Linked DNA regions of Homo sapiens: all the other regions are linked to region 4. Evidence: chromatin loops called from intact Hi-C (ENCODE). Cell type or tissue: heart left ventricle. All regions are shown on one strand. Region 1 overlaps CD83 (CD83 molecule). Region 2 overlaps JARID2 (jumonji and AT-rich interaction domain containing 2). Region 3 has its middle 74 kb from the start of LINC01108. Region 4 overlaps DTNBP1 (dystrobrevin binding protein 1). Region 5 overlaps JARID2 (jumonji and AT-rich interaction domain containing 2). Region 6 overlaps DTNBP1 (dystrobrevin binding protein 1). Region 7 overlaps JARID2 (jumonji and AT-rich interaction domain containing 2).

The links. A loop is a pair of places that touch in the nucleus more often than their neighbours do. Peaks named below come from ENCODE experiments on the same cell type or tissue, not always from the same donor. Only the 100,000 strongest peaks of a DNase experiment are listed, where the experiment ranks them.
Region 1: it touches region 4 in a loop (13-fold over the local background); 47 of 110 quality-filtered maps call a loop at or near these places.
Region 2: a loop joins it to region 4, with 3 times the contacts of the local background. A loop is called at or near these places in 4 of 110 quality-filtered maps.
Region 3: a loop joins it to region 4, with 4 times the contacts of the local background. A loop is called at or near these places in 47 of 110 quality-filtered maps.
Region 5: a loop joins it to region 4, with 4 times the contacts of the local background. A loop is called at or near these places in 79 of 110 quality-filtered maps.
Region 6: a loop joins it to region 4, with 2.0 times the contacts of the local background. A loop is called at or near these places in 4 of 110 quality-filtered maps.
Region 7: a loop joins it to region 4, with 4 times the contacts of the local background. A loop is called at or near these places in 38 of 110 quality-filtered maps.

The regions. Positions count from the first base shown.
Region 1 is chr6:14,127,869-14,131,868 of GRCh38, forward strand. CD83 (CD83 molecule) reads left to right here. Exons shown (of 5, transcript NM_004233.4): 3 at 3,652-3,880. Among named protein-coding and RNA genes, the nearest start is that of CD83, 12 kb to the left of the region's middle. RefSeq lists enhancers at 675-1,273, 1,904-1,953. In heart left ventricle, a CTCF peak has its summit at 1,849 (motif pointing right); a DNase peak (open chromatin) is centred at 1,861.
Region 2 is chr6:15,388,499-15,392,498 of GRCh38, forward strand. All of the region lies in intron 2 of JARID2 (jumonji and AT-rich interaction domain containing 2), which reads left to right. Among named protein-coding and RNA genes, the nearest start is that of JARID2-AS1, 140 kb to the left of the region's middle. RefSeq lists an enhancer at 1,725-2,084. In heart left ventricle, a CTCF peak has its summit at 2,006 (motif pointing left); no DNase peak of the experiment used is centred here; H3K27ac peaks cover 786 bases.
Region 3 is chr6:14,209,580-14,213,579 of GRCh38, forward strand. No RefSeq gene overlaps it. Among named protein-coding and RNA genes, the nearest start is that of LINC01108, 74 kb to the right of the region's middle. RefSeq lists silencers at 256-305, 1,396-1,835 and an enhancer at 2,086-2,145. In heart left ventricle, CTCF peaks have their summits at 1,730 (motif pointing right) and 1,936; DNase peaks (open chromatin) are centred at 1,702 and 2,182; H3K4me3 peaks cover 1,721 bases; H3K27ac peaks cover 1,681 bases.
Region 4 is chr6:15,621,820-15,625,819 of GRCh38, forward strand. The region is part of intron 5 of DTNBP1 (dystrobrevin binding protein 1); the gene reads right to left. Among named protein-coding and RNA genes, the nearest start is that of DTNBP1, 39 kb to the right of the region's middle. RefSeq lists an enhancer at 1-35. In heart left ventricle, a CTCF peak has its summit at 1,901 (motif pointing left); a DNase peak (open chromatin) is centred at 42; H3K27ac peaks cover 1,079 bases.
Region 5 is chr6:15,502,363-15,506,362 of GRCh38, forward strand. It overlaps JARID2 (jumonji and AT-rich interaction domain containing 2), which reads left to right. Exons shown (of 18, transcript NM_004973.4): 9 at 2,138-2,230. Among named protein-coding and RNA genes, the nearest start is that of DTNBP1-AS1, 42 kb to the right of the region's middle. In heart left ventricle, a CTCF peak has its summit at 1,902; DNase peaks (open chromatin) are centred at 249, 1,859, 2,399 and 2,829; H3K4me3 peaks cover 1,359 bases; H3K27ac peaks cover 2,394 bases.
Region 6 is chr6:15,553,226-15,557,225 of GRCh38, forward strand. The region is part of intron 7 of DTNBP1 (dystrobrevin binding protein 1); the gene reads right to left. It overlaps DTNBP1-AS1 (DTNBP1 antisense RNA 1), which reads left to right. Exons shown (of 3, transcript XR_007059478.1): 1 at 1-2,783. Among named protein-coding and RNA genes, the nearest start is that of DTNBP1-AS1, 9.2 kb to the left of the region's middle. In heart left ventricle, no CTCF peak of the experiment used is centred here; no DNase peak of the experiment used is centred here.
Region 7 is chr6:15,520,492-15,524,491 of GRCh38, forward strand. JARID2 (jumonji and AT-rich interaction domain containing 2) reads left to right here. Exons shown (of 18, transcript NM_004973.4): 18 at 1-1,551. It overlaps DTNBP1 (dystrobrevin binding protein 1), which reads right to left. Exons shown (of 10, transcript NM_032122.5): 10 at 2,316-2,728. The coding sequence ends at 2,484. Among named protein-coding and RNA genes, the nearest start is that of DTNBP1-AS1, 24 kb to the right of the region's middle. RefSeq lists a silencer at 2,543-2,729. In heart left ventricle, no CTCF peak of the experiment used is centred here; no DNase peak of the experiment used is centred here.

The DNA of each region.
Region 1 (4,000 bases), 1.5 Mb before region 4:
TGAGTGTTTTGAGTAATTAATTTGCTGAAATTGTGTTGTGCTTTAGCGCACTGTACTACAATATTAGCATTGTGAAGCGTGCATTAAATAGTTCCTGTCAATTATGGTTGGCTGTGAATGAATCTGAGGGTTCCTTTTGTTATAAATTACTATTTCCTAAAATGGTTTTGCAGAGAAGCAATGGAACACTTTTAGATTTGGAATGTTTAAAGAGCTGTTCTTGCCAGTGGTTGATTTTGAGTGAGCTCCAATGTTTATGAGAACTCATAAAACAAAGCAAAGTGGGGATGGCCCATTTGCTGTTACTCCGTTTTCCTCCCACTGAAATTTCCCTCCAGTTTTTGGTGGTGCCTCTGCCACAGTTAGCTCATCTGATAAAGCAGGGTGATAGCTGCCTGGCCACGTATCTGATGATAATGATATGAGCTTTTGCATACGGTCCCTTGATCCTGCTAGGGCCCCACCCCCATTCTGAGCATGCAACATTAACATAAAAACTACCACGCCTTTTGCAGCTGTGGATAAACCCCAAATTCCACAGCTGGGGGTCACAAGAGAAAGTTTAGCTGAAAATGTATATACCTAAAACTGGAAGTTAGAGGGAGGGTTATGAAATATTTCCAGGTGCAATGTATGAATTTACAGGGAATTCTTTTTGCTGTAGTTAGTTATTAGGCAAACAGCGCTGTTCATTGGTTTGGCAAGAGTTCCTAGGTTTTGCGGATAGTTCTCTGGGTCATTTAGGAAAAGGGGTGTTTGGAAGATGACCCTGTGAGAGTTGAGATATTTTGCCATGATCCCACTGGTGGCAGCACATCAGAATTCTGCAGGTCGCTTTGAGGTTCTTTGTTTTGCCTTCTCCCTTGATTCTTCCTTCTGTTCTTATGGCTCACCCTGCCTTTGTTTTGCCATTTAAAAATAACTAGCGGCCCACTGACGGTTTTGCCAGAGGCCCTTGGAAATCTAACCGTCAAATAAATTTTATTGGTGTTGCTGCTGATTTTTAAAATGAATTCTCTGCAAATAGGCAGAAGTTACTGCCAGCCAGTTTTGATCACCAGCACCTTTTTGCTTCAACAGTTCCCAGCAGCTAACACAATAATGGGGCCATCTTTATGTAAATAGACACAATAGTTTATGTTTCTACCAGCTCCAGAGGGGTTCACAGTGTTGATCTTGACTTTCAGATGGGCCTTTCTGAGCTGAGGGAGGGGTTGCTGGATGGGAGAGGAGCTTCCCAGGAGAAAACCATGGGTGAATAATCTCAAAACGGTTGTTGCAGCTACACTCGCATTTGGAGGTTAATTTAGAAAAAGAAAAGCAAGATTGGACATCGGAATGGGGACTGCAGGGACTGGGCCGAGCTAATTATTTCAAACTGGCCTTTCAGGCCATCCTAGACACAGATTGGCCCTGGATGGGCCTCGGTCTCTGGTCTCTTGAAAGCCCTTGCCTGGTAGGAAGAAGCCGCTCTGCCAGGCAGCGGAAGGGAGAGGCAAGCAGTGTGAGCCCATGACGAGGCTTCAGTTTATGGTTTACTTAGGCTTGAAAAGGGAAAAATGGTGCTAAATTAGATGTGTTCTGGAATCAGATGGACACTGTTAGTTTCCTCTAAATTTCCTTGGCCCCACCTCCTTTTTGTGCTTTATTTTTGCACACCTATGGGCCCCAGTCTTTTAGCTTCCTCCCATAGATTCTTGATTATTTAGGAAGGAATCTTTCCACACAAAAAGGACCATCAAGAAATGGGATTTATGTCCGCAGACTCGGCCTGAGAAGAGCCGTTCATCTCAGCTCAGGGCTGGGAGGGAGCTGAGCAGGTTTTCTTGCAGGAGCGATCAATCTGCCACCAGATGTCTCTGTAGCCCACTCTACAGGAATGCTCACAAACACCAGGGCTGGAGCCTGAGCTTTCCGGTGACCTTGTGGTATATGCTCTGAATTAATAAATGAAGCAGAAATGACTGTGTGTGTGTGTGTGTGTGTGTGTGTGTGTATACGAGTGCACACGTGCCCATGTGTATGTATTTTCTTTCCTGAGTTGCTTCTCAGAGTATTCCCCTAACTCCTTGGTTATCTCTTTCCCTACACTGAGTTCCTTCCTAAAAGTCAGAGAAGAGTTGTAGGGTGCTCCCAGAACGGGAGATTCATCATTGATAGGTGCAAGCAAAGACAGTGGCAGTGGGCCCTGATAATCTCTGTCTCCTTCCCTAAGGTGGCTCTTGGGTGCAGTTATCATGCTAGGGACAGGTAAGGAATGTCACTTAATCCTGGGCTCCCTGCTGGTCCCCAGCCAACCAGCAAAGGGAAACTCAGGTGCTGCTAGGGGATGTCATTGTTGAAGGGCTGCCCAGGAAGGCTGAAAACAAGGATTTGCTTTACTGCATGTGTACATTCATTTTAGAAGCTTTAAAGTATTTCAATGGAGGAGCAACTTAGCAAGTTAATTAGGCAAATTAAAAATATGTCTAGGAAAGAGAGAATTAATGGTGAATGTGGTATGAGCCTAATCTATGCAGTGGGAGATGCTGTGGACACTCCACCAGTTTGATCACAAAGAATTCACAGAAAGCAAGCCGCGCACGGTGGCTCACGCCTGTAATCCCAGAACTTTGGGAGGCCGAGGCGGGCGGATCGCTTGAGTCTGGGAGTTCAAGACCAGCTTGGGCAACAGAGCAAGACACTGCCTCTAAAAAAACAAACAAATAAAAATTAGCCAGGTGTGGTGGCACAGGCTTCTAGTCCTAGCTACTGGAGAGGCTGAGGTGGGAGTACCAGAAGGTTGACTCAGGAGGCCAAGGGTGCAGTGAGCCATGATCAAGCCAGTTCTCTCCAGCCTGGGTGATAGAGCGAGACCCTGTCTCAAAAAAGAAAAAAAGAAAGCCAGCCAGATAAAATGTCTGGCTAAATTGGGCATCTCCCCAAGTCCGGCTGGTCTGTCCTGAGTACAGTGAAGTCAGCTGTTACTGCCCTTCCATGTGGAGTTTGATATGAGCAGCAAATGATCTGACACATACACTCTCTATAAAGCATGCTTCTCAGCTGTCTCACTGCCATAGTACAGAGAAAAGGTGTGGCACATTCGGCGACGTCAGGCATGACCACACAGAGACACAGCCCTTGAGGAACAAGGTGACTGTTCGCAGGAGGCGTTGCTCATCTGCTTATCTGATTTTAGTTGAATTGTCTGGCAAGGATCATAACAGATTTAGGAATTTTTCCAAATAAAAGGCTGGGATACAAAAATAGGAATCATTCAGTGGGTGAGTTGGTATCTGAAGAAAACAAGAGAACATTTAATACAGAACAGTCCTATCTATACATGTATACATAGACACAAAATATAATCCAGCAAGATTCACACACAGCATATCACTGTCATCAACAGTGACTCTCTCTCCCTAATATAGGGTGGAAATTGGGATACTTATGATAGAATCATGAGATGTAGTCCTGATATATTCCGAAGATGTAGCCTTGGGAATTTTCATAGATCTTTCCTCCCCCAGAGGTCACACACACACAAAAGCATCACGTCTTGTTTTACAAACATAAGTTGAGGCTGGATCTTCTGAAAACAAAATGGAAACATTGGTGTCGAGTTGGAGTGCTTGCAGTGGACCGTGATGCGCTCTGATTCCTTCTTCACAGTTATTGGAGGGTGGTGAAGAGAGGATGGAGACACCCCAGGAAGACCACCTCAGGGGACAGCACTATCATCAGAAGGGGCAAAATGGTTCTTTCGACGCCCCCAATGAAAGGCCCTATTCCCTGAAGATCCGAAACACTACCAGCTGCAACTCGGGGACATACAGGTGCACTCTGCAGGACCCGGATGGGCAGAGAAACCTAAGTGGCAAGGTGATCTTGAGAGTGACAGGTGAGGTGACCTGCTGCACTTGTTTTCTTCTTGAACAATGCATGTGTACTTCCTTTAGGTCCTAAAATCGTTCCTCTCTTTTGGAGTGTAGCTCTAGAGCTTTGGATCACATCTGTGGCT
Region 2 (4,000 bases), 230 kb before region 4:
CCAAGGATGATAAAAACAGTACAAGTCTATCGTTCAAGGAGGTGTGGGGATGAGGAGAGAAACATGAGCTATTTTATAATATATTATAAAATATATATATATAATTTTTCTACAACAAACTATAATATAAAATATATAAATATTTTATAATATTTTATATTCGCCAGTGACATCCCATTCTTGATTATAAACCGGCAAGGCCAAACCTGTACCCTGCCATTGACATCCAAGGAGAGCTGTCTCTTGTGTTTCATGGTAACTTATGCCCCGCATGCTTTCAGACCCCGTAGCTTCTCTCCCTGACCTGTTACTAGTGTTCTTGCTTCATTTATGCTTTGGAGCTAATGGCTGGTTCAGCTCTTTCTGTGTATACACAGAAAGGTTGTCTTCCTGTGTGATCTGCCCTGCCCTTGTCATCTGGGTAATCCTTAACTGAGTCCCTGTTTTCTTTCTGCAGTTAGGTGGGTGCCTGTTCATGCTTGGTACTGCCATCTTGGTGACGGGGAAGGCCACGTGTGGAGGCTCCCAGGCTAGCTTCTGGTGGTCTCTGAAGTGGTAGTCTGCTTTTAGCTTTCCATGGCTCTCAAAGTTATGCTGCCATGTGTTACATGAAGGCAGTCCAAGGTCTCCATTTTGCAATCATTTAACTGTCTTTTATATTTAATCAATTTATTTAACTGTTTGTTTTTATTTTTTCTGTTGCCCAGGCTGTAGTGCAGTGACACGATCTCAGCTCACTGCAGCTTGCGTGCACCGCCCCCAGCAACCCTCCCACCTCAGCCGCCTGAGTGGATGGGACTATAGGCACGTGTCACCGCCTGGATGATTTTTAAATGTTTTGGTAGAGATGGGGTGTCACTGTATTGCCCAGGCTGGAACACTGTTATTTTTGATAGTCTGCTTCCATCCCATGTGATTGGGGTTTTCACCAAGGGACCCATGCTTTTGAATGCTTATTTGAAAAATAGCATCTTGCCTCCTTTGAGAGTGAATTTAGAAGAATGCATCTAGAGTGATCTGTTCCCTAGGGGCTCCCCCAGCAGTGTACCCTCCATGAGATGACTTTGTTCCTAGTGTCATTTGAAAGGGCCTTCCAGTTTGCTCAGTTGGAAAGTGTTACAGAGTTTTAAAGGGTGAGCTGGAAGGCTCTCAGCTGGCACTTTCTGAATCCCTCTGAGGAAAATGTTGGCAAACTCTTCACTCTGCCTGAACTCTTTTTATAAATGGAGAAGCCAGGAGTTGGGAAACTACCACACAAAGTGAGGTCGAACCCTCTGTGGAAACGTGTCATTATCCTAGCTAAGACAGTGGACTATTTTATGGTAATATGATGGTATGGACCCCCTCCCACCCTTTGATGTTTTGATGTTTCAGAGAGCCCTTCAGTTCATCTTCCTGCTACCAAAAATAGAAGTGTGTAGTGCAGCAATTTACAGTGTATTTCTATTTTTAACTGGAGAGACTTTTTTCCTAGAGATGCACATGGCTTTTAGTTTCCTTCTTTGACAACTTAAATGAGGAGGGCGGTGCTTGAGTGCTTTATTCAACAGGTGTCCCACCTTCTAAGGAAAGTCCACTTTTTTCACCCCCTGCCTCCTGCCCTTCCCTGTTTCAGAGAACAAGTTTCCACAGTAAGGAGGAGGAACTTGCCTTTGATTTATTCTCATATTTGTTGTCATCTGTCCACTTGCATTTCAGTCTGATGAGAAACCCAATGTGAGTGCGCCATGGAGCTCGAGAGGTTTCCATGCTCCTGAGCTGTCTGACTGCAGAGCCTATAGCCACTTCTGCCTAGTCCCCAGAGAAGCCTAGATATGGAGAAGAACCCAACAGTGCTTGTTGGTGTGGGGTTCTCTATCCGTTCATCGCCGCACTGCCGCACACTCAGGTCAAGCAGGGACGTCCTTCTTAGCTCTGTCCACGTTGTGCAGCCCATGCTTGGTGCTTCTAGCCTTCTGGGGTCTCCCTTTATGGACGAATTCCAAGGGAATAGGTTAAGATTGCCATCAAGTGGCTGTTCTTGGTAGTGGATGTTGACATCCCTGCTGGCCGATTTCTTAGCCCCTCTGTGAGAAACTCTGTGCAAGGGATTGCCTGTCCTTTTGTGGGGGTAGGCAGTTGTTGACAGAGCTCAGGTCATCTCTGGGAACGCAAGCTGGGCCTTCTCATGTGTGCTCTGTAAAACTGAAGGAAGACTGGGTTGTCCTTGGATCCATGAATACAGACCATCAGAGATTTCCTGGAGAGAATGGCTGGGCATCTACCCTCCTGCCAGCTCAGGTCCAGTAGGCCGCAGTCCTCCAGCTCTGCTAGTGGAAATTGTTGAAGGATCACACTGTCATCCCTGTAAGTATGTCCCAGGGTCCCACCAAGGGTTCAGAAAACCGACAAACTTGATACCACCATCTGTTTGGTTTGTTGTTTTCCGTCTCAGAAAATGGGATACTAATTTTTTTTCCTCAGAGGTGGTATTCTTACGATGAATGCAGTTGATTTATTTCAGGTTCTTAGTGCCTGGAAGAATGTAAACATTTAAAAGGGCGATCATTATTGAGGTTGTAGATATACAGTACCCCGTGACTTCCTATTTGTGCTGTAGCTTTGTCATGAAGCAGGACACCTAAGGGACGGTTTTCAAGTTGGTTTGCCCCCTTCTAGGTTCTGAATGCCAATGTCTTGTAATCAGGCCTCACCCTAGGGCTTGGCGAGCTGAGACTGCTGCGGCCCTGACAAGCATGGAAGGAAGGATTGCCTCTCTAGTTTTCCCCAGCAAGGCATCCTCAGTGGTGTTGGTGAAAGCTGCCCTGTAGGCGTAGTCGGTGTTAGGTTTGTATAGGAGGGGTACCCCACAGACTATTGGGTTCTGAAGTCTCTGAGGAGCCCTAGCAGAGAGTTTCAGAGCCAGCATGTGGCATGTAATGGAGGCTAGATCTGTGCCAGCTGGGTCAGTGGGGAGGCCTGAGACAGACAGAGGGGAGAAAGTGACTGTGGGAGAGCATCCGATGGGAACAAGCTCTAAGTTAGGGTCAACAAAAGAAAATTCTTAAGGCCTATCTATTTTAGGCAGCTTTTTAGAAATGATAAAGGCTGTGTTATGCAACCATTCACTTTGCAATCTGTCAAATCATATTAAACCAGAATTCCTGGACTGTAGCCATCTCAAGCAATATTGAATGCATCAAAAATTTGATATGTTGGAATGGGCACTGACATTGGATCGTAATTCTTGTTCTACCAGTAACTGGGTGTCTAGGAGCAAGGCATGCCTTCACTGGCATCCTCCTTATGTAAAACAAAACACTAGATCTCTTTGTCTCATTTGGTTTTGTTTCAGTGGTGAGTGGCTTTGGGGTGTTGAAGGCATGCTCCTGCTCTCCCACTTTGGTGGCTCTATCATGCTTTTGGGTCAGGGAAGCATTTGGATGCTTTTGCAGAATGTGGAGGGAAGCGAATGAGAAGTATTCTGGAGGAAATGTGCCCTTCATGGCTACTGACCCTGTCCTTTGGTGTGTGAAGGCACCAGTGCAGTGATCCCAGAGTGGTGTGTGTGTGTGTGTGTGTGTGTGTGTGTGTGTGTGTGCGTGTCTGGAGGTGGCAAAATGTGAGTCCAACTTGGCCTAGGTTTTAGTGCCACTTTGTCCAGAGTATTAGTTGATGATTGCTGTCCTTCCTTTACTGTCAAGCCACGTTAAGGTGGCCTAAAACCATTTCTAATAAAAATCACCCTTTGGGATATTCGTTTGTATACGAAGTTTTCCTTACAGTTTTTAGTTTTCTGAATAAGCCTGGGGCTCTTTAACAGTTCCAATCTCTATTTCCCCTTCTCCCCTCCCCTACAAGCTAGACTGATTACCACCTCGAGCCATCTGCTGCTAAATTTAAGGTGATTTGTCAGCCTGCTGCTGCATTTGCCCCCTGAAAAGGATTCACCTTCTGTCCGACTTGCCCTGTTTATGGGGGAGGTGGTGAGGAGGGGGTTCTAAGCTTGTAACAGGGGACG
Region 3 (4,000 bases), 1.4 Mb before region 4:
AGCTTGGCCAACATGGTGAAACTTCGTCTCTACTGAAAATACAAAATTAGCCAGGCATGCTGGTGGGCACCTGTAATCCCAGCTACTCGGGAGGCTGAGGCAGGAGAAGCACTTGAACCTGGGAGGCGGAGGTTGCAGTAGGCCAAGATTGCACCATTGCACTCCAACCTGAGCAAAAAGAGCGAAACTCCATCTCAAAAAAAAGGAAGTAAGGGAAGTAAGTAACTCAGCTGGCAGGGTCTGAATCAGAGTGGATCACTTTCTCTGAGCTGCCCTGGCACAGCCCAATTGTACCTATGTCTCAGGCATGGTCCCCAGTGTCAGCAGACACACTGATCCTGGTGGAGGGAAGTGCACATCGTGCAAGGCATTCCCATAAGCCACCGGACAGGTGTTCAACTGCCCTCTGGGTAGCCTGACCCTGAATGAGTTTAAATAGAAACAAATAAAACCTAGGATCAGAAGGTTCTTATATTGTACTTAAAGTGGTTAGCATTTGTAGTAGGTTATCAAAGAATATTGTACAACATCTTTCCCTAGGGAACTTTAAGAATAGGATGGCTAGATCCTGCAGTCTGAGATATTTTTGTCTCTATAATAACACCTTAGCACGGTATCACAGCTTATAGTACGTGCCTCGAGGCCAGGCATGGATTAGATACCCTTCTGAGGCCATCTGCTCCCTGGATTTGTTTCAAAGGAATGAAACACGAGGTGGAAAGGGAGAGAGATAGAGAGCTAGAGAGAGAGGAGAGAAAGAGAGACCGATCCACGGACCCTATTAACAGGGTGAAATCTGCCTAAACTAGGAAGCCAGAGGAGTAAGACCCTGATGGAAACCACGCTTGCCTGTCGGTCCTGATTTTGCCCCAGTCCTTCAATACGCCTCTCACGGTTTGTGCTACGGTCTTCTGTGCGTTCAGGGGTGGGCTGGTTTATGTCAACATAGTGGGTTTACTGTAAAAATCATTATTGGTACTTTTGGATGTGGCTTTTCTATTTAAAATAATTAAAACCAACGAAGCTTTTTCTTTCTGACCCAATTCCTGGCTGTCCTCTGCTTTGGTGTCTTCAGGCCAACCCTGGGCTCTGGGAAGCTCTAAGGATGGAGCCTGTCTCCTCCACCTGCTACACGCAGGGCAAGAGGGCCAATGCGCACCCCGCCACGGCCAGGAGCCTCATTATTCTTTTTGTTTTAATTCCCCTGTGTGGATCCAAATGGCAGTCCCAGGCCCATGGATAAGCAACAAGTGGCTGGAGGAGGGACAAATCGGGCTCTCCGCGTCGCTCCCCGCCTGCTTCCTACCCGCGCCGCCGCCCACTGCCCCGTACAGGGGTCGCAGCCGTGGAGCGTGGGAATGGGACAGTCCCATTTTACAGCTCTCGTTCATCCCGCCTGCGGCAGGCGGCTCCTGACAGGGAAGAGCAAGCTTTCTGGACTTCCCCACCCGCGGTCCCACCGGGCCCGTGGCGCGCCCACGCCTCCTCCCGGGCCCCTTACCTCCCGCGCGCGGCGGGCGCACGCACCACCTGACTCGCGTTCTCATTGGCTGCTGCCTGTTGCTAACCCACGTGACCGGAGCCGCGCGCCCCGCCCCCGCGGGCTCCCGCTCGGCCGGCGCGTTCCTGCGGGCGTTCGCTGGCCGGCGTCGGGCTCCGAGCCGCGGGTCGCTCGCCTCGCCGGCTTCGCCCCGCCGCGCCGCTGCCGCCGATGCCCACAAGGTGGCAGTGCCGCGCTGCGTGTCCCGTCGCCCGGGTCCGCGCGAGCCGCGCCAGGCGGCCGGTGCCAGCGCAGCCTCCCGCAAAAGTTTCCCTGCTCCGGAACGGACCGGGGCATCGCACTCTCCTGGCGGGCTGGTGACAGTCCTCCCGTTCTCGGGTTGCCTCGGGGCGATTTGCACTTCACAGCCCCGCTGGCGTCTCCTGGCGTCCCGAACTTGGGGCCTGTCACTGAGGCAAGTCGATGTTTTCAGGAGTGTTTTGTTTTGTTTTGTTTTAGGATCTGTACGCTAATAATTGATCCTAAAGAGGCAGGCAGACACCCCGACAGCGACACCTCGTCTCTCTTCTGGGCGTCCGGCTGAGCTTGCCTCACTGCAGAAGCAACCGATAGCTTCCCTTTGCGCTGGTGGAAGACACAAGCCAGCAGCCCTTCGGAGGGGCCTCCCCGCACGCGCCTCTTGGGATCCTGACTTGCTTAGGAAGAGGAGGGCACGGGGAGCCTCCTGCTCTGCAGCTGTCCCCAGGATGCCCTTAATTCCCGGGACAGGAGAGATAAGCTCGTCTGACCTCAGTTGACCTCGCCGCAGGCGCCAGGCGTCCTCATTTACTGCGAGGCATTGGGGAGTCTACTTTTCTCTCTGCTCCCTGGGATTTTTTTCCTTACGTCACTTTTTTCCTTGTTGGCTTGTAGCTGGTCTGATGTCCCCTTACTGCTATCTAAACCGCCCCCCTCTACTCCCTGCTCCCACCTAGGCACGCGTTTGCCACTCTCCATTTTTCCTTTAAAGAAAACGTTCTGAGAGCCCTTTGAACCCAGCTGACCCTGGGAAAGGGCAGGTCCGTGGATGTGAAGGCAAGTCCAGCAACTGGGGCTGCACTTACCTACATGTGAAAAGGAAAGAGAAACACACCTTGCCTGCCCATTGTCTACACCACGAAGCCCGGATTCCATTCCCTGGTAGTCAGGCCTTTCACACTGGGCTGCCCTCCAGGTAATATCCAAAGATGCCCCCAGCCTACTCCAGCCCCTAACAGGACACTCAAAGGGACTCTGTGTTCGTGACTGCTGGAATTTCTGCTGAGACCCCAACACAGAACAATATATGGGTCAAACAACTCCCACCCCCATTCTCAAGTGAGGTATAGACCCTCTCTGGGGTGTTGTTAAGGGACCGACACCAGCCTCGCCTTGGGGTGATACGATAGGAGGCTAAGGATGCAGGAGAGGCCAGCAGTGGGTCTTTCTTTTTAGAGAGGTGTCTATATGTTTTGCTTCTCCACCTACCTCAAGATAAATGACTTGGGCTCCAGAGAACTCCCTGAAGAGCTTTAGGTGTCTCCTGGAGTTTGGGAGGTGTAAGGACAGATGCAACCTGCAAAGCAGACGGCTGTTTGCAGTGGCGAGAGAAGGAGGTATTTGGAGCCACCTCTTCTTCCAAGAGCCAGTGAGTTATACATGCACTAAGTCTCCCTAGAGGCAGGGTGGACCCACATCCCCCCACAGGGGCGAGGTGAGCAGCACATGCCAGGACCTGAGGGTGACGAGTGAGTGCCAGCTAACAGGGGCTACCCATGTCCCAGAGCTGCAGCTGGTGAACTGGCAACAACAGGGGAAGAGGATTGAGAAAACCCAGAAAAGCATCCGCAGAAGAGCCAGCATGTGCACATCTGCCACTCCCAAGGGCACCAACCCCAAATGCAGCTGAATCCTCCTTGAAGAGCTTTGTTCTTTGGGCCCTGAGAAACCTGCTATGGCCTGAATGTTGATGTCCCCCCAGAATTTGTTTGTGAACGCTAATACCCAATATGACAGTATTAAGAGGTGGGACTTCTGGAAAGCGATGAAGTCATGAAGGTGGAGCCCTCATGAATGAGATTAGTGCTTTTATAAAAGAGATCGAAGGAAGCTGCCTTGCCTCTTCCACCATGAGAGAACCTGTGGAAGGTGCCATCTGTGAAGAACAGGCCCTCCTCAGACACTGAATCTGCTAGCACCTTGACCTTGGACTTTCCAGCCTCCAGAATCACCCAGTGATTGGAGAAGGTGGGGGATCCAGGAAGCAGGAACAAACACTGACTGGGTCCCCGTCCCAGCCACATGCTTCCAGACCTAAGCCAGCCTCCAGGTGTTGGAAGGAGGAGAGAAGTACTGATTTGAATGAGGTGGTCACGTTTCTCAGTTTGATTGGACTATATTTTGTAATAGTTGAAAAATGAGACAGTTTATGAGATTAACCAGGAAAGCCGGTCAATGAGATTTCATTCTGCCATAGGGGAT
Region 4 (4,000 bases):
TTGCCTCTGCCTGTCCCTAACCCCGGCCTGTCTTTTCAGGCTTAGGCCAGTGGCAGCCCGCCCTCCTCCCACAGGGCTCCCTTCCTCTTCTGTGCTTCCCCAGACCTTTCAGCCTCACACAGGACTCACATTCTGACTGATATCATCCAACCAGTTGTGTACTCTCATATCTCTCAGGAATCAGTAAGGGCCTTAAAGGTGCAGACTGTATTTTTGCTTTTTTGCTATCCCCTAATAACCCTGTCTGTTGAATTCAATAAAGAATAATTTCTGGTGATAGAATGATTTTATTACTCTAACATGTAAAATAACTGAGAAGGCAAAACTATTCATGGTCATCTAGTTTAAATATTAAGAGACTATGCCAAATTTTGTAAAAGAATAAACATGAGCAGAGAACTTAGAAAACATTAAACAACATGATGATACTTTTAGTATATTAAACCAGGTCACATTATCAGTGACTTAAAACAGAAGAAATGATGAAAATTTTCCATTTTAACACTTAGCAGACTTGAAATCAGTAACAAAATATAAAATAATTGCATTGAAAAAAATAAAGGTTCATCCCCTTATATTAAACTTAAAAAAGCTCTTCATATAATAATGACAAGTACATACGTAATGTGTATTCCGAATATTTTATGTTGAATTTAAGTTAGCAGAAATTTAATTTCCCTGTCACAGCCTGCTCATTTCCTGTTGCAAAACAAGTTGCATATATGAGTACATTTGGTAACCAACTTAGGATGCATATACATAAAATACTAGCAGGCCTCCATGGACACAAATATACCTTTACAAGAAGCTCAAGCCTCACCATTTTGCTCGCTATAACAACCGCATATGTCTCATTTAGTGATCAGTGAAAGAGATAGGTAGAATTTTATTGTGAAAAGCCATTTGGGAATGCCTGACAGCTGTGCAAAAAAGAGCTTCACAAATTTTTGCAAGAAGGCCGTCCCAGAGGAAAAGCAATTCTGTTTGGAATTTTTCTTTGTGCCATTTGTTTCAAATACATATCATCTGTAGTGTAACCACTGATATATAAAGAATGAAGCAGCACACTAAAATTATTTCCCACTTAATGAGTTATTTTCTAACAAAATAATTAGCCTTATGGAACAAAGAACTCTCCTTGGCTGCAAACCCATAGGTCACAGAGGCCAGGTACTGAAAGACCACAAGACTGTTCAAATGCTTACGTTACACTTTTATGTACTAAGGTAATAAGGTAATGATGGTATGAATAAGGAAACTTTAAGAAGTACATTAACTTGCAAAAGCCATTATGGAACAAATGAGATCTATGTAGTAGCCTAAAAGGTGTCTAAGAGAATTAATGTGCCTCTTGAAGGGTCTAGCCTCAGAAAGGAACCTGGACATCTGATAATCTAGTCCATGAAAAACTGACAGAGCTATGATAATCTCTTTGTTAGATGCCCTCTAAAATTCTGTACAGAAAAAAGCAAAATAATACTGTATCAGGCTAGGTCAAACCAAAAGAAAAACACAAACTCAGTATACGGCTGCTATTCTCTTATATCTAAGAATTCTTATCTAAGAGTTAACAGCATCTTCTGGCTGGGTACAGTGGCTCAATCCTGTAATGCCAGAGCTTTGGGAGGCTGAGGCAGGAAGATCGCTTGAGTCCAGGAATAGTCTGAGGCTGCAGTGAGCTATGATCACATCACCATGCTACAGCCTGAACAACAGAGTGAGACTCTGTCTCTTAAAAAAATTAAAATTTTAAAACAAAAACAAAACCCAGAATCTTCTGTTCTAGATGAAGGGAACAGTCTTTTAAAAATAGGTCATATAAAATAAACTAAGAGAAAATTCAAAGACAAGGCTTTAACATTTTGAACTTCAATAAAGGAATAGGATTATACTACCCTCTAGTGGAAGTTCAAGATAATTCAGTATATACTTTTCAAACATATTTTTCCAGTTTTATGATTAAAAAGCACTGTGGTTTTTCACAGAATAAGAAAGTGCATAGAATCTGGATAAAAATATTCCATTGTATGCTTACACACCTTCAATGTACAGAATACTAATATCACCACATTGAATCTTGTGGTTTTGCATTCTAAACTGTTTTGCAGCACAAGCTAAACTGCCTAACATCCATCCAAACCCTCGTGTCACAGAATAATGGTTTTGTGAATTCGCAAAGGCTAGAGAGGCCCCCATTAGAACGTCAGCATCTTGATGGCAGGTGCCCAGCCTTGTTCACTGCTGTGTGTCCAGAGTCTGTACGCAGTGCGTGGTGCGTGGCAGATGCCCAGCATGTACCAGGCACTGTGCTAAGTGGTTACGTTTGTCATCTCCTTTAATCCTCCAAATACCTACAAGACAGGTATGCTCATCGTCATTTTGCAGACAAGAAAACTAAAGCTTGGAGCCATTGAGAAATCTGCACAGTTTTTAAAGTGAGGAAGTTGGATTGGGAGCCAAACCCGATCTGTCAGTTCATAGCCCTTGTTTTCCAGTTCCCAGCATACCCTTATTACTTATTTTTAAAACGACAAACCTTACCAGTAAGTATCAATTAAATAGGCTCCTGTAAGCTGGACTGAAGCCAATATGAATGGATCATCTGTTGTAACTTAACAATTCCCAAGGGGCTAGGTACCAGGAGCCATATTAATGAAGCCATGGGATAACACAGCTAAAAGCATCATCAAAAGTCCAAATTGCTCACATAACATAAATCCTTTGCCCTTCAATAAAAGCAGGGCCTCTAGAGAGCAAAGTAAGACCAAAAGAGTGAAGCAGCCTGGAAAATGGAGGGACTGACAGGATATGGTGTTACATTTGACAGTGAAAGGGCAACAAGTTCAAAGAAGTTAGGGGGACCCTGTGACTAAATATAATCGGTTACCATTTTCTTCTAAGTTTGTTTTTATTTTTTATTATTGCTTAACTATTTAAGCTTTGTAATATTATGTCAAGGTATTTGGGTAATAATAGGAGAGATTTTGAGGCTTCCAAAAAAAAAAACCCAGTAAATGAGTAAGCATTTAAAACACTAAATGTTTCCAAAATCTAAGACTGATACATAAATGCATCAAAATGAATTCATAAAGTACATTAATGGTACAGATACATGTTTACACAACTCACTCCATCAAATTTGGCTTCAAAGTGTTTGTTTTCCTACTGTAAAGAATATCGTCAGCAATGATTCTATAAAGCTTAAATTGCTTAGCTAAAAGCCTCATGATTTTAAAACAACTCTCTCTGGGCTTATTCTAGGCCAACAAATACTAACTAGGTCTCTAAAATTCCAAGTTTTGATATGCTATCTTCCACAGTCATTCATTACTAATTATAAATATCAGGCAAATAACAGCAATAGATTAAAACCCAAAGGAAGCATGTATTTCAAAGGCTAACAGATAATTCAGATTGGCAATATATATGAAAAGCAACCATCCAGACATACCTTCTAAAAAAAACTGAACTAACTCTCTAAAAAGAGCTCAATATCGGTTAGACATAGATGAGAGGAAAAAAATGACTCAAATTAATTTAGCAGTGATTAACCAGAACAGTATATCAGATAATGTTTTAGCTTTCATTTGTCTTTAGTGTTAGATGTTCTCAGATTACTAAAAAAGAGAGGATTCAAGTGAACATTTGGAAGGCCTACCTTGTGCATTTAAGAAGCCAAAATGCAGTTTCTGAAGAATAAGGTCATGTGTCACTAAACATCAAACATTTTTCAGGATATTAGAATCCTAATTGGGAACGAACATACAATATATTCTATGAAAGACTTATAGAGACTGCATTTTCTAAACAGAATTGACTATGAAAATAATGAGAACTGTGGCAGAATGCATTTAATCAATAGAGTGGTATTAAGCAAACAACAACTATCCGTAAACAGATTTACTCTCAGCTGGGGAAATAAAAGAGGTTATCATAAGAGAACATGTCTGCAAAGAAACATACAACCAATGAAAAGCAAGTGACTCAAAGAGATACAGGA
Region 5 (4,000 bases), 120 kb before region 4:
CCCGGCACAGACTTGTCCTCTGTGGTCCCAGTTCTGGATTCACTGGAAGGGAAGCGTTCTCTGCTCCAGCCCTCGTGAGCCTGGTGGGAGTGTGTGGCTAGTGGGTTTCGGCAGCATTGGGAATTGGCTGTTGGTTATCACTAAACACCACCATACCCTCAGGTGCCCACGGCTGCCTGACTGCAGGCTCTGGCCTGGCCTTGTAGTTGAGGCAATGCGGGCTTCTGATACCATCACACATCTTAGAAATACGGAGGAAGGGTTGACTTGACTCCTGGCGTTGCTGCTTCACTTTAAGTCCAGGCCCTGCAGACCCGCCTCAGGCTGCATCTCATGTCCTTGCACACTTCTCTGGAAAGAGGTACCCAGTTTTTCTGGCCTGAGACCCTGAGAGGGTTTGGCTCCCTTTTATCTGAGTCTGCTCTCCCATTGCCCAAGGCTGCCTGGTGGGGATGCGGTGTGGGGGTTGCTGGATGCAGCCTGCCAAGTGTGACCCAGAGACTGTAAGCTCTGAGGAACTTTATTTGGTGTTTCCTGAATGTTTTACTGAGAAGCCTTTGTCAAGTAAAGCCACTCAGTGAATCCTGTGACTGAATAGCCAACTGGTGAAATGAGAAACTGTCAACGTTTTTACTTTTTACTGAAGGAGGCCAATTCTGTGAGCGTATGTTTGATTCAAATAAGAGGTTTGGATTTGTTTAAATCCACCCCGTCAAGGGTATTTCTAGATTTCATCACGGAAATATAGTGGAGCTCTGCGTGGTGGCCATGGCGAAGCCCCCAGCAGCCGTGTGCCCACGGGTAGGGACCGTGAGCACGCAACTCTCTGTGGCACCGGTGTCCTGGCTGCTGACTTTGGTCTGCTGGTGTCATCCTCACCTCCACTCATTGCACTCTGCCTTGGTGCAGAATTCAGTCCCTCCTTTTTTATATTTACAAGAAACAGACTATCAGGAGCGGCTTGGAATTTGCATGGAAGTACGTTCCTGTAGTTAGAACCCCATCTAGTTCCTTTGCTGCAGGAGAGAAAGGCACAAGCCAATGTCTCCATGCCGACTACGACTGTGGACCCAATGGCAGAAAGCATCTGCTGCTCCCTGTTGTGGCCCTATCACTTCTAGGGGGACGCTGCGGTGTCCAGTGCTCCGCAGGGAAGCCTTCCCTGACCACCCTCCCCCACTCTACATGACACCTGGCACCTCCTCCCATCCCATATTTGTGTGTTTGAGGCCTGTGTCTTCCCCAGACTGAATGGAAGCTCCTCGAGGTTTTGTGTGTTTCATGCACTGCTCTGTCTCCAGCCCCTAGGATTTGACCTAGTACACCATAGGTGCTCAGGAGATATTTCTGGACTCAAGCAACAAATGTGCCCGGTCAAGTAAGAAAGAAATAGCAAGGGTCTTAGATGGATTCCCTCTGAAAAACGCACCACATTTCGTGTGGTAGGTAAAAGAAGGTGCTGACTCCGGATTCCCAAACTGACTCAGCTGTTTTATCAAAGCAAGCAAATCATTCTGGAAGTTATTGGGAACAGGGCAACAGAGGGGCATCGAAGAAGAGGCGCAGAGGGGACAGCAGGTGGTTCTGTGGAGAGAAGGCGACCAGGTCGCAACCTCAGTGAAGGCTGCTGCCCTGGCAGGTGTTAATATGGCAAGGACTCTCAGGGTGTAGATGTCGCACCAGTTTCTGTCTCTCCAGCTTCTCTCCTGTGGGATCCCTGGTCACGAGTTCCATCAGGTCATAGCTGCTGATAGCTTCTCCGCTGGCCCGCAGCAGCCTTTGTCAGCTGAGGGATTCTGCCTCCAGCACAAGCTGCTTTTTCAGCAGAGCCTTGGAGGGGCCTTCCGCGCTTCTGCTGTGCGTCCGCTCAGGGCCTCTGGGCGGCAGCCTCTGTTCCTGGCAGAACAATTTGGCCCTCATGGGGTTGATCCTTGGTGGAGTCTTCCCACTCCTCTTGGCACTGCGGGTTCTTAGAGAATATATTTCTTCCTTCTCTGCCTGTCATTAACTCAGAATACAAGGTGGCCCACAGCCGCAGGGACGCCAAGGGGCAGCGGCCCATGACAGGTGTCTGGCCTCATTTGCAGTAGGGTTCAGCTTTGCTTCTGAAGCTTTACTGTTTTTTGTTTTGTTTCAGGGAAGGTCTGTTTCTCTAACAACTTTTTATCGAACAGCGAGGAATATCATGAGCATGTGTTTCAGCAAGGAGCCTGCCCCAGCCGAAATCGAGGTGAGAGAAGGGGCCCCTCACGCTGCCTCTCATGGTGTGGGAACCCCTCGGCGAGCTGGAGGACATCCTGTCCTGCCCTGACCCCTGCAGCTCGGTGAACGGAAAGGACTCAGATGGGGCTGAGTTCGTCCTCTGTGTTGAGCGTGCACCAGGGCAGCCAAATGTTTTAACTTAGGTTGATCTAAACTTGTTCACAAGCCAAAAACACTATAATGAAGGTGGGGAGCTGCCGAGTGCAGGGGACGGGTTCTGGGCACGTCCCCTGCTCCCCGTCACTGTCTCCTCCTGCTTGCTCACCCGGCTGTTTCTCACCCCATCCTCTGTGTGTCTGTTATGCAAGAGAATGTTTGGAATCCCTTGAAACCACAGTTGTGCTTTTTCTTCTCTTCTATTTTTTATTTAATGGGATTGGCAGATTGCCATTTTTGTGCTTCTGCCAACTCTCTTCTTTGAGTTAGTATGAGGTTGGAAAGACAGTGAGCACTTCTGTGCCCAGACCAATTAGGGGGAGTTTTTGTGTGCGGCGCTGCAGGACAGAGACCGGATCTGTTTATTTACCTCCCCTCGGCCAGTGCCCAGCTGAGTCCGTGTGAACTTCCAGCTGCTGACGTCGGTGGGCTCTCAGCAGCGCTTGGTCGTGGAAAGGGAAAGAAACCAAACCCGGACTGCTGGTTCAGGGCAGCTGCCGGCCGGGGAACAGGAGGTATTTGCTGACCACAGCCTCATCTTTTAGTGTGTGACAGGCTTTTGCTGTGTTTTTTTTTTTTTTTTTTCCCCTTAATGCCACCTGTTTCAAATAAAATCCAAGGTCGGTTTGCCCCGTGTATACATGCTGACCACTGGGGGTTCAGGTATCTTGTTTTGCCCAGGTTTTAGACCTGTGACCTTCAAACCTGCTCAAACCAGGACAGCTGGTCACCCTCCCTGGGTGGCGTTTGGTGCCCCACCTCCTGATAGCAATTGTCAGAGCTTAGGATGTCCAGCCCTGTGGCCCACCCCTCCCTTCCTAGTGTGGGGAATAGAGGTTTACCTTTCACGCCATTTTCATCGTCTTAGGACCTAGGTCTCTGCTTACGTGCAGGGGCTGCCTACACTGTGTACCCTGGGTGCGGCTGTTGAATGCCACGCAGTGGCCTGACACCCGGCCTGTGGTCATGATTACCGTGCTGCAGCCGCCACTGCCTCACCCACCACCAGCCACGATGTCAGCTGAACCGTGGTCTAGGACACGTGTGGCTTCCGCAGCTGCTTCCAGAGCACGCGTTGCGTTTGTGGTAGAGATGTCAGGCGGAGGACACTTGGCTTTCTGGGGCTGAGCGTTGGACCTGGGAAGAGGCCTTTATTGCCAAACAACACGTGTCCTGTGGGCATCTCCCCAGAGGTGCAGAAGTTTATTATCCATGATGCGCAAGAAAACTTAGCTCATTTTACAGCCTCTTATTCAGGAATTAATTCCCTCTGAAAGTCTGGATTTTGCTCTAGCAGTTGTGTAAATATTTAAACACAAAGGGGAGATTTGCTAGAATTTAAACTTCAGGCCTGGATTGCCTAGCTTCTTGTGCTCTGTATTCCAAAAAAGGCTGGTGGACAGCCCCTGGAGTTGGCCACCACCTGGGAGCAGTCCCTTGCTTCCCTTCCCATGTCTTTACAGGCGCACCAGACGCTGGTTGCCCTCAGTTTCAGCAAATACGCAGCAGGCTTGGGCACTCAGGGAGTCTGTTGAGGGAATCCAGTCATTTAATGTGGAATTCGTTCTTGATTTGTGGAGCT
Region 6 (4,000 bases), 69 kb before region 4:
TGACAGGCTGGGAAGCACAGCCTCAGGCCAGAAGCCAGACACAAACACTTTGAGGGAGGGGCAGAGGGAACAGAAATAGCATACAAAAAAGGTCCTGGATGAAAATACAAGATTTTTAGACATTTGAAAACATAAGCTTCATATTATGAAAGACGGTACCATACAAGATAGATATTGTTTTAAATTCAGATAAAATGGAACCACACAGCATTCCAGAGAGATGGTAAGTGGTAAGTGACTTGATTAGCATTTTGACATAAACTGTTTTAGGCCTTCCAAAGTCTTTTATCTATCTTTCCTCACATGCAGAGGAACAACTTCATTCTATTCTTCATGTGCAAAGCAGTTCAATGCTCTTGACAAGTGAGCTTTTTTTTTTTTGGCCTCAGACAGCTTTGCCATTTCTTAAATTTTCTTATAAAAGCCTATGTAGGTTCCTTAGAAGCAGACCCAGAGCCTGAAAGCTAATTCTTAAGTCGTTTTCATTTTTCTTTTTTCCTTCCTTTCCTAAGCCTAATTCCTTTTATTTATGATTTTGGGTGATGGGGTTCAGGACACAATACCCCAAAATATGGCACTGTGGCGTATTAGATATTTGAAGCTGAAAGAATCTGAGAAAACTGCAGAAACAGGAGGATCGCTCTCACCTTCCCCTTGCCCTTCTCCCCTGAGGCAGGCATAAAACCTAGGAAGGATCTTCTCATTTTCTCCTGAAGCAGGACACAAGATCCTCATGTGAGAGACGCCAACCCTACACATGGAGAGAAAGGACTCTATCTCAAATAAGAAGAAGATGCAGGGACACAGAGAGGAATCTGAACAAACAGAACTTGCTAAGTTCCCCCCAGTTGACTGCTATTACATCATACTCTTTGTCCAGTCATATTTCTACACAGCTGTCCACTCTTCATCAAGCCTAGCATGCAAATACATCAAGTTTCTGTCGCTTTGGGTCTTCATTTCTGAAGGCTCCCATGTCACATAAAACTTATATTAAATTTGTATGCTTTTTTCTTCTTTTTCTTCTTCTTCTTATTATTTGAGATAGAGTCTCACTATGTTGCCTAGGGTGGTCTTGAACTCTTGGGCTCAAGTGATCCTCCAGCCCCTGCCTCCCAAGTAGCTGGAATTACAGGTGCATACCACTATGCCCAGTGGCTTTTTTCTTATTAATCTGTCTTTTGTTATAGGGGTCTTAACCATGAACCTAGGATGGGTGAGGGAAAGATATTTTTCCTCCTGTCAACTGAAGAATGAGGTTCATAAATCTGGAAAGAAGAGCTTTATTTCTCATGAAGGGTTGCAGCCTGTAGGGTGGCCATCCTGACAAGCAGGGAAGCACAGCCTCAGGCCAGAAGCCAGACACAAACACTTTGAGGGAGGGGCAGAGGGAACAGAAATTGATGCTAAGCAGGGTGGCCACATGTACATATTCAATAAACTGTAGGAGGAGTCATGAATATTTATGAAAGGAGAAAGGTGCACACATGCAACGGAGCTTCATGCTCCTTCATGGGACTGATGTACAAAAAAATGGTGGCATTAGCAAGATCCAAGGGTGGATTGCTGCCCTCTGATGTCAAAAGGTGAAGAAGACCAGAAAACCCTTGCTGTGCAGTCTCTGTAGACTGGCCCGAACCATTCCGTGGTCGGTGGTCTCTTATGGGAAAAAATGCTGGTCAGTTATGCGAAAACCGCAAAAGGGAGAAGCAGTGTCTGGTGGTTGGTTGAAATCAGCGGTGGAGTCTTTTGAAAGGGCTGTTTGCTCCTTAGCCCTTGGGTGAGAAAGCCTAATCATGGTTAGCCAGGGAGGGGGGCATATGAGAGGCATGTCTGACCTCCTATCCCATCATGGCTGTGAACTCAGTTTTCAAGGTTACTCTGGGTCCCCTTGGCTAAGAGGAGATCTGTTCAGTCAGTTACGGGGCTTAGGATTTTATTTCTCACTCCCCTACATAAATACGCACACAAGATAAAACACTTTCCTCTTTGCTGGAATCTCTTAATGTTGATGGTCAAAAGGTCCTATATTTACCATTTAGGATGTTAAGAATCTAAAATGATCCAGCAATATTGTCAAAGGCATTAGAACCAGAGCAACTCCGTCTTGAATAGAGGCTGGGTAAAAGGAGGCTCAGGCCTCCTGGGCTGCATTCCAAGGATGGTTAGGCATTCTTAGTCACAGGATGAGATAGGAAGTCAGCAGGACTGTTATCACAAGATACAGGTAATAAAGACCCTGCTGATAAAACAGGATGTAGTAAAGAAGCCTGCCAAAACCCACCAAATCCAAGATGGGGATGAAAGTGACCTCTGGTTGTCCTCACTGCTCATTATACACTAGTTACAATGCATTAGCATGCTAAAAGATACTCCCACCAATGCTATGACAGTTTACAAATGCTATGGCTATGTCCAGAAGTTACTCTACATGGTCTAAAAAGGGGAAGAACCCTCAGTTCCAGGAATCCCCACCCCTTTCCCAAAAAACTCATAAATAGTCTACCCCTTGTTTAGCATATGACCAAGAAATAACCATAAAAATAACCAACCAGTAGCCCTTGGGGCTGCTCTATGGAGTAGCTTTTGTTTCTCCTGTAATAAACTTGCATTCACTTTACTCTGAATTTGCCTTCATTCTTGAACAAGATCCAAGAACCCTCTCTTGGGGTCTGGATTGGGACCCATTTCCAGTAACATCTTCCTGGCAAACCACCAAGGGACAACACTGGAGAAACCCCGACCCAAAAGAATAGACTGCAGCACTAATTGGCCAACTTTGCGTAAGTAGTATTTTGTCCAGGGTAAAGAACAGAATTGGGTTAGAGGCCCAACTTAGCAGGGTTAGAATCCCTCCTAAGAAACAGGCAGTTAAAGGTCTTTGGGTTAATCCCCGGGTTAAAATGCCCAATTTAGCAGGGTTAGAGTCCCTCCTAAGAAATAGGGAGTTAAAAAATCTTTTTTTTTTTTTTTGAGACGGAGTTTTGCTCTTGTTGCCCAGGCTGGAGTGCAGTGGCACAGTCTCAGCTCACTGCAACCTCCACCTCCTAGGTTCAAGAGATTCTCCTGCCCCAGCCTCCTGAGTAGCTGGGATTACAGCCATGCGCCACCAAGCCCAGCTAATTTTTGTATTTTTAGTAGAGACGGGGTTTCACCATGTTGGCCAGGCTGGTATTGAACTCCTGACCTCGTGATCTGCCTGCCTCGACCTCCCAAAGTGCTGGGATTACAGGCATGAGCCACTGCACCTGGCCTAAAAGTCTTTGGATTAACTTGCCTTGTGCTCTTTGCTGTTGGCTGTGGGTGACAGAATTGGGCATGTACAGAAGCACATGGGACATGGGGAGACTTTTCTTCTCAAAGGAGAAACTTAAGAGCTCATGAAGATGCTGGAGATCAAGATCCCTTTGTGGCTGACAAGCAGCCACCTGAACTTTTGATTCAGTGTCACCGCACTGGGTGGGTCTTTCCCTGGCCTCCCTGAGCTCCTCGCCTGCCCAGCCCCATTTCAGGCAATGCTATTTTCCCTTCCCTCCTTCCCTTCCCTTCTCTCTCTCTCTTGCACCCTTTTTCCTTTCCTATCTTTTCTGTCACTCAGGGCAACTGTCCTCTCTTCCATCCTGCCCAGGGACCACATGTTGAAACTCCTGGTCAGAGGTCATTCCATCCCACTTTGAATGGATTAAATGCTTTAAGGTCATAAACTGCTTCTTTGACTTGAAAATTGTTCAGCTTGACTGCTTTGGAGCCATTAGATTCTAGATAAGGCCTGGGGACCTGTGGAGTTGGCCATGCCCCTTGGGTATGCTGGAAAGCATCATACCTTGTCTGCACTTCTGTCTGGTGTCCTAGGCTTCACACCTGGTACCTACCAGGATTTTTACCAAAAATAAAAGTTGCTAAGAGTTAATACCATAACATACGTAACTGAGACTACTGGCTAAACAGTTTTACATGTAAGGTGTGTTAAAAGTAGAATGTGTTTTTGGTAAAATACTAT
Region 7 (4,000 bases), 100 kb before region 4:
CGGAGGGGCTGTATTAATTTGTATTGCCCCATGGCTGACAAAAGCCTTTTTTTTTGGTTTTGATTTTTTTTTTTTTGTAACTGTTGGGGGGAAAAAGGCTTTTTAACCCATTTTTGAAGAGGGTGAAGTTTGGAGAACAAATTTAAAAACCATCAGTCATGTGAGCAGATTTTTTAGAAGGGATAGGAGACACACGCGCACACACACACACACACGAAACTTGAAATGGCTTTGCTTTGGCTGTCGTCTTCTGCCGTGTGCCAGATGAGCTTGTGATCTGGGAAGCCGGGGCACCCCCGTTTTGTTTCTCTGGGCGGTTGTGGCAGCTGAAGGCGGACGTTGTTTCCTAACCATAGGTGGAACGAGGAGACGGGAGCGAGTGGGCTCTCCACCAGCACATCACTATGCATCTGTTCCAGGAAAGAAGAAAAGCGAGCGAGGAAGACGGAAAAGACTGCCTGCCTTGGAGGGGTCACATGAGGGAGACCTGTGCCTGATTTCATTAGGAAATCCATTCTGTTATTTTTTGGTGCTGTTGGCTACTTTATCAAAAAACCCTTCAATAGCATCCTTAAGATTTAAAAAAAAAAAAAAAAAAAAGGAAAAAAAAGTGATGGAAGCCGTAAGTGCTTCTTTGTCATCGACGTGCAATCTTTCTAACATTCCATCTCCATCTCACCGCTTCTTGTTTGACACCTTCACAAGTCAGCATTAATCTTTCTTTTAAAACTTGTTTCATTTATGATCATGTAGAGAGCCACTAGGAGGCCTGCAGTTATTTTTGAATGTGAAAATGCATTTGCGTTCATCTTGTCTATTTTTTCTCTTCATGTTGTAACAAAAAGGAAAAAAGAAAAAAAAATCCCATCCCTTTTGTACATATGCCTGTAAATTGTTTTAAATACTTGAGCCTTTTTCTCGGTGGGGGGTGGGGAGGGGGGTGAGAAGACAAGATGAAGAAAAGCCTTACATTTCAGTTTCTTCATCGGTTGGATTGGATGCTTACAGGGTTTTTCTTGTAACATTTATAAGTGCTGCTTACATCACTGAACAACAACAAAAAAATAATAATGGAGTAGCTGTTGCCCTTCTCCGGTTGTGTGTACAGTATGTGTGGAATAAAAAAGGGAAACTGTTTTCACAAGCTGTTCTTTGTTTCATAATTGGATTCATCAATCCCGTAGCTACCCATATTGCACTGAGCTTGCCAGTGGTGACTGCCAGGAACGTCCTATGATCCACTTTGTTGGTTGTTGTTGCAGAAGACTGAACTGTTTTGGAATATTTAACAATTACAGAAACAGTCAAGTGTTTTCCAATGTGGTTGTCCGGTTTCTATGGCCTTGCTGTGTACTTTCCCTCTTTTTGACAGTAAACTTCTGCCTATGGCTTACAGTTTGACATTTAATTTATTAGCGCTGCTCTGCACCCCTCCCTTGGGAGGGAGACTTCATGTGGTTTATTGCGAGTTTTTTGTTTACTTTTCAGGTTTGTACTACAAGGTTTAATAATAAAAACAAAGTTTTTTGGACATTTGTCTGTCTTGTGGAAGATGACTGAATGGAATGAGCTCTTTCTTTTCTCGTCCACGGGCAGGGGGCAGAGGATTCCCCCCAGCCAGGGAGCAGAGCCACCCCCCACACTGCAGTCCTGCTCCCACCTGCCACTGGGTCCCCTTCAGCCTAACCTAATGGTTTCCATGTGGCCTGCGGCCGTCCCCCTCATTTCCCATCGAGCTGCGCCCCCCTGCTGAGCTTGCTTTCATGATGAGACGACACTGGGTGCATTCAGGGTGGTATGGCTGCAGACAGACAGACCCCCTCATCCCGGCGGGGAGTCTGTCCCCTCTCTCTCATTGGGCTGGAGGAGTGATGGCAGGAACACATCTCCAGGGGACCAGTTTCTTTTCATAAAGAATGGAGGATTGCTTTGGGCTTGTTTCTGTTCTTTTGGGCCCAGGAGTGTGAAAAAGTAGGGGTTGGACTGGCTGGCTACTGGACTAATGATACTTACTTACTTCTGTAATGATCAACGGAAAACCCCAAGCTTTGCCAGAGTGGTTTGGCTACAGTCAGCTCTTCTACAGGAAGTGGCATTTTCCACTTGTGAAACGGTAGGTCATTCCCTGCCTCATGCAGAACTCAGCCCTGTGGAGCCTCCACCACCTGGCCCAGGCCCTGCCCACATGCAACCTCCCGGGGTGGCCCTCAATGACCTGCACGTCCCTTCACTCTAAGGAACCCTGAGTTACAGTGGCCTTAAGGACATGTGTATTTAGAAGCCTTTGTGTACAAACTAGCTCTGTGCGCTCTCAGTTTACCGTCCTCACACTTTATTGTTAGCTGTTCTTTAAGTTTCTCACACATTATTGGCAATTATGTAAAAATCAAGAACCTCTATAAAACAACCTGGCTTTCCAGGTGGAATTCCGCATACAGCCAAAACTGGATTCCAGTGTGGCCAGACAACGCCCATGTCCCAATTTAAGAGTCGCTGTCCTCACCACCATCCGGAGTGGCCTCTCTGTCAGTGTGTGATGTGGCCAGGGCAGTGTCCACCTGAACTTCCTCCTCATCGGACTGAACAACGGGGGACTCCCCACCCTCACTGATGTCCCGGGTGGCCGAGTCGGTGCAGGTGGAGGAAGAAGAAGGTGGCTTGGCTCTTAATTCTGAGGGATTTGGAACCTGGAGGGTAATCTCATTCTGACAGGTACTGGATTCAGGCCCTGCAAAATAACGTAGGGAAGAAAAAGCCCTGTCATAAAAATATTGTGAATCAGAATTGCCGCCAACAGCTGTGGAATGTGCCCGTCATGAAAGGGGGGTGTGGTTTTTGTTCCAGGCACCTGGGGCCTGCAGAACTTGGGAACTGCCCTGGAAGACACTGAGCTGAGCGATGCCAGAGGCAGCCTCAGGCCCTGCGGTGACCCTTCTGTCCCCTAAGGAGTCAGCCACATGTGACACAGATCAAGTGCTCCTAAGGCTGTAATACGCGTGTAATAGAGGCCCAAAGGCAAGTGCTGCCTATCTTTGAGGAGCAGTCCTTGTAACCTTGATAATCTAGATTTCTTTTTTTTTTTTTTACCCTTTGCAGTAATTCAGAGACACCACTGCTGAGAAAGTCGGAATTACTGACCTTCAGCAGTTCTCCAATTTTATGGAACTAAATAGGCTCTTCAAGGAATCAAAATTCTATATGCAGGTGTCACTGTTTCTAAATCTTCCCCTGACTCTGGGTGAGGGTTCACGCTGGTCTCCAGTATTCTGGCCTTCTCAGGATGAGGGCAAATGCACCCAAGCTCCTTCTCTTCCCCAGGATGACACCGTTCTGACAGATTGCCAGGAGAAGCGGGTGAGAAGTTTAGAGGAAGCTGAAACCGTGGTAATGGTAGAACCTTCTACAGATGGCTGAGGTGCTGCTGGGACGACTGAGCTTTGCCTTGACCCAGCCCAAAGAACTGGTCTGAAATTTGAAACGCACCAAGCCCAGGTACAGGTCTGGCACCTCAGCCCATATTTGCTGCATGAATGTGAAACAAAATTTTGTGAAGGGATGAAAGGAACTGAAGTGCAACTAAGTTTACAACACAGGCCAAGAGCTGAACACACACCATGGCTTTGCCCATGGCAGGCACGCCCCTAAATGCCTGTCGCACGAAGAGGGAAGAGTTTCCCGTGAGCCCCGCAGGAGAGTCCGCACCTCCCTGCAAACGCCAGTCCTTAACCACAAGGAGCAGACTCAAATGGATTTCTGGGTGGTAAAGGAGGGAAAACAAACAAGAAAGCTCTCAACTCACCAAAGTTACCGGAGTGGAGCATGTCAAATCTTTGAGAAGAATTCATGACGGAACCACACCACTGTTGCAGCTGCCACACAGCCGTGTGGAACCGTGGGGTTAGGGAGCCAGGAGCTGGCTGTGAGCTTGGGGGTTTATGCGTAAGTGACTGGCAGATGGTTCTCACGTCTCACCTTTGGAGGGGAGTGGCATCGATACTGC